Linked DNA regions of Homo sapiens: region 2 is linked to region 1. Evidence: read pairs that join two places in POLR2A ChIA-PET (ENCODE). Cell type or tissue: IMR-90. All regions are shown on one strand.

Region 1 (2,500 bases):
CCAGGGGATTATGGCCACCTCTGCTGCATCATACAGGTTGCCAGGTAAGTGGGGGAAAGCCAGCAGTGACAGGCCTTACCTAGCTCCCATGCAGCCAGCAGGGCCAGTCTCACTCCCACCATGCTCCCACCAACCGCACTGAGTTTATATCCAAGCAGCCCGCATGCAGGGGTGAGATCTTGCCCCAGGGTACAAGCCTCCCTATTGAGAAAGCAAACAGGGCTCTCAGGCTTCACCCCTTCCCACCTGCCTGCACTGTAGGCTGTGGCTTCTGCGCTTGTATCGGCACTTCCCCATTTGCCCCACCTGATTCTGTTCAGAAAAATTAGTGCTCAGTCAAAATTATTACAAAGTTCAGCTAGGAGCTTTCTTCTCTCTGTGGCTCCTCCCCAGTTCCACTGGCTGTCTTCACTTCCCCAAAGACCTCTGTGAGATAAAGCCAGGAATGGCTTCACTAGGCTTGAGCTGGAGACTGGGAGTGCCTACAGGGATCTTCCCACTGCTTCTTCTGCTTTTATATTTCACTCAGCTCCCTAAATCTGTTTCAGCTGTAGGTAAGGTTAAATCCTTCTCCTGTGACCTGGATTTTCAGTTTCCCCAGTGAAGATGTGTGTTTGGAGGCTTTCTTTTCCTCCTCTCACACTTTGGGAACTCACAGTTTTTTGGCTGTCTTGTGGTGTTTGCAACGGCAAGCCACTTCTTTCAAAGGGTCTTTGAATTCTTTTGGTTTTCCTGGTATGTTCCTGCAGTGGTTCTTGAAGCAAAAGTTCACAATGTGAGTCTCCAGACACTGTTCTGTCTGTCCAAGCAGGAGCTGCATGTTAGTCCTGTCTCCTATCCACGATTTTTCATTAGTTCTAATTTAAGTCTTCTCTTTTTTATTTTTGAGACAGAGTCTTGCTCTGTTGCCAGGCTGGATGTAGTGGCATGATCTTGGCTCACTGCCACCTCCACCTCCTGGGTTCAAGTGATTCTCCTGCCTCAGCCTCCCGAGTAGCTGGGACTACAGGTGTGCGTCACCATGCCCAGCTAGTTTTTGTATTTTTATTAGAGATGTGGTTTCACCATGTTGGCCCGGTTGGTCCCGATCTCCTAACCTCTGGTGATCTGCCCACCTTGGCCTTCCAATGTGCTGGGATTACAGGTGTGAGCTACTGTGCCTGGCCCTAAGTCTTCTTTTAAGCTCTGAGCACTGGATCTCCAAAAAGAGAATTATGAGGCTAGATGATGCTTTTACAGTGCAACTTTTTTTTTTACAAAGACATTTCTCTAAGTGTCTAAACTACATTCTTCCTTATTTTAAACATCAAACAGTAGCCTCTGTTGTAATAACTATTTTAGCTGGAAAAAAATCAGATAACACAATATAGAAGCAAGCAGTTTAAGATCTGAGAGAAAACACATTTGTTTACATTCTTGGGGTTCAACAGGGAAAAAGAGGTTTCTTCCTTAAAAGGAGTTTGGTAACTTCTCTGTTTACTTTAAGGAATCCCAGGATGTTAGACACTATTTTTCTAAAAAAACTTTCTCAGTAAGAACATGGTCATAGGAGAAAAAAATGAAAAACAAAACAAAACAAAAAGGCCTTTTAAATACACACACACACACACACACACACACACACACACACACGATTCTATAGCTTTTACTTCAGAACTCTAGCCATGAGTTATTAATACAAATTCACAGGCTTGCAAAAAGCAAACACACAAAGAAACAAACAAAAAATGGTTGGCTCCAAACAGTGGTTTTTATCTCAGTAGAAAACAGCAGGCCAGGCATAGTGGCTCATGCCTGTAATCCCAGCACTTTGGGAAGCTGAGGTGGGAGGACTGCTTGAGCCTCGGAGTTTAAGACCAGCCTGGGTGACATTGTGAGACCCTATATCAAAATAAATTATTTTAAAATTTTTTTAAAAAGAAAAAAAACAGTGGATTTAAAGAAGGCAGAAAAGAAAATAGAGAAAAAGAGAACTTAGAAACCCTATAATTACATTTCGAACTTTGGGCTCTTTTCCCTTGACGTAAATGTGCAGAAAGACCATAATATGTTCATTTTATACAAACACTTGCAAGGAGTGGCACCATAAAACCAACAGAGCGCCTGAAAGCTGTCATTCTTCTTGTTTTTTCCTCATTCTTAGATTATTTGTTGCCCACTTTTTTTTTCTTGAAAAGGAGGGGCTGAGCTGTGGTCTAGAGTTCAGTGTGGTGGGTTAAGTGTGCTGGTTGTGGGTTGGACTCCACCGTGTCACCACAGAGTTCTTGACGCCCTCTTACATGTCTCAGTTTCTCTCTCCAGAGGTCTAAGCACCTCTGGGAGGGCTCAAAGCACGGAGTGACCAGGTCCTATATGCACTTCCTGGACAAGCCCTTTTTAAACTAATTTTGTTGGGGGTTCCCTGAAGGCCGCCGCATGTCACGGGGGTCAACCCCACAGACATTCCCATGTGGCCCCCTGTCACCCAGGGGTTCTTTTTGGCTGGGAGAAACAAAATGGC
Region 2 (2,500 bases), 130 kb before region 1:
TTTTCAAAAATTGCAGCTGAATGTTGACGTATGTTACTGCCAAGTGCATGGGATCACTCAGGAGGCTACCGTTAATTTCCCGAAGAATGTTCCTATGTACCTATAATTTAATGGCCTTAGAAATACTATATAATCTGGTTGATTTTGGACTTGAAGTTTGGTGTCTGTCATAATTTTGGTAGTCTTGTTTACCTGGGATGAGGAGAAACAAAACTATTGCTATTCTGATTAGAATTATGTATTCCTAAGAGTGGCTGCAATGGCAATATTTGGTTTAAAGTTGCTTAGCTACTGTATAAACTTTCACACAATGTCTTTAATAGCTCTATTGAGATGGAATTTACATACAAAGAAGTTCACCTGCTTAAAGTGATTTTCAATAGATTTTAGTATATTTAGTAGATTTTAGTATATTGACTATCATAACCTTTTGATGATCACTTTCCCCTCTCCAACCGTAAACAACCACTAGTCTACTGTCTGTATAGACTTACCAGTTCTGGACATTTTATTTGAATGGTGTCATACAATATTTCATAATAAGTTTTTAAAAAAATACAACTTTGGATCCAGAATTGGTTTGGCCTTCATCATAATTAGAGTTAGGTTCAAGTGTATTCTATATATAACAATATAATTTTTAAGAAGTGATAAGTTTCTGATTCCATGGGATACTTTAAAGAAACTCTTCAGTAAATTTAATAGAGGACAAAAGTATCTTTTAATGGAAAATGGTGCAGTGTATATTAGAGTAGGGCTTTTCAAAGTGTGTTGTCAGGTCTAGCACCATTAGCATCTCTTGCGAACTTTAATTAAAATGTAAGTTCTTGGCTGGGTGTGGTGGCTGACACCTGTAATCCCAACACTTTGGGAGGCCAAGGCGGGAGGGTCACTTGAGTTCAGGAGTTGGAGACCAGCCTGCAACATGGTGAAACTGTGTCTCTACAAAAAATACAAAAATTAGCCGTTTGTGGTGGCACACACATGTGGTCCCAGCTACTCCAGAGGCTGAGGTGGAACCGTCACCTGAGCCGGGGAGGCAAAGGTTGCAGTGAGCCAAGATCTCACCACTGCAGACCTCATCTCAAAAAAAAAAAAAAAAAAAAAGTTCTTAGGCCTTATTCTAGACCTACTGAATAAAGCTGTGAGTGTGGAGCCAAAGACCTGTTTTAACAAGCCTTCCAGATGATTCTGATTTACGTTGAAGTTTGGAAATACTGTAGTAATGTGAGTGGACATTCCTTAGCATTTTTCAGTTTTATAAGCTTAAAAGTCTTTAATTCTGATTTTTGTCTGAAATGGAACAGGTTTTTTCTTTTTTTTTTTTTTGAGACCGAGTCTAGCTCTGTTGCCCAGGCTGGAGTGCAGTGGCATGATCTCCGCTCACTGCATGCTCCGCCTCCTGGGTTCACGCCATTCTCCTGCCTCAGCCTCCCGAGTAGCTGGGACTACAGGTGCCTGCCACCACGCCAGGCTAATTTTTTGTATTTTTAGTAGAGATGGGGTTTCACCGTGTTAGCCAGGATGGTCTCGATCTCCTGACCTCGTGATCTGCCCACCTCGGCCTCCTAAAGTGCTGGAATGGAACCGATTTTATACTTCTATATATCCTGATAGTCTTACAGAATACACAGTCCATTCTTACGTTACTATTTTAAATTTAGAAGAGGAATGATTATCCCTTCTCCTGCATTTAAAAGGATTTTCATATATAAATATATGTACACTTTAAACCAAAACAAACTAAACTAAATAACTAAACTGTTGTTTGGTTAATAGGTAATTAGATAGTTAATGAAGACAGTGAATTACTAATATTCAAGAATTTAGGATATATTCAAGGAATTCAAATGAATTTAACTTTAAAGTTAAGCTGACAATACTGAATTTTCATTTCAAAATGCACTTGGTTTTTGCCTTAGTGTTCTTATGATTATACCATTTATCTTTGGAAAAGCAGTGCTGCCCCATATGTATGTTGGTCTGGTGGTGACTTCTTTTGTACTTAAGATTAATTTTTGGGCTGGGCGCGGTGGCTTACGCGTGTAATCCCAGCACTTTGGGAGGCTGAAGCGGGCGGATGACGAGGTCAGGAGTTCAAGACCACTTTGGCCAATATAGTGAAACCCCATCTCTACTGAAAATACAAAAATTAGCCTGGCATGGTAGTGTGCACCTGTAGTCTCAGCTACTTGGGAGGCTGAGGCAGGAGAATTGCTTGAACCCAGGAGGCAGAGGGTGTGGTGAGCCGAGATTGTGCCATTGCACTCCAGCCTGGGCAACAGAGTGAGACTCTGTCTCTAAAAAACAAACAAAAAAATACTAATTTTTGGAAACTAGGTCTCTGATGATCTTTTTTCCCCTCAAAATTTGGGAGGGTAGTTATTTGAAGTTTTTTTTTTTTTGGAGACAGAGTCTCATTCCATGGCCCAGGATGGAACACAGCGGCGATCATAGTTGACTGCATCCTTGAACTCCTGGGCCTAAGTGATCCTCCCAT

What was found. ChIA-PET counts read pairs that join two places held together with the same protein. Peaks named below come from ENCODE experiments on the same cell type or tissue, not always from the same donor. Only the 100,000 strongest peaks of a DNase experiment are listed, where the experiment ranks them.
Region 2: POLR2A ChIA-PET joins it to region 1 with 7 read pairs; 2 of 35 experiments call an interaction of 5 or more read pairs at or near these places.

The regions. Positions count from the first base shown.
Region 1 is chr9:15,372,326-15,374,825 of GRCh38, reverse strand. No RefSeq gene overlaps it. Among named protein-coding and RNA genes, the nearest start is that of SNAPC3, 49 kb to the left of the region's middle. In IMR-90, no CTCF peak of the experiment used is centred here; a DNase peak (open chromatin) is centred at 1,445; H3K27ac peaks cover 2,045 bases.
Region 2 is chr9:15,503,566-15,506,065 of GRCh38, reverse strand. The region is part of intron 3 of PSIP1 (PC4 and SRSF1 interacting protein 1); the gene reads left to right. Among named protein-coding and RNA genes, the nearest start is that of PSIP1, 6.2 kb to the left of the region's middle. In IMR-90, no CTCF peak of the experiment used is centred here; no DNase peak of the experiment used is centred here.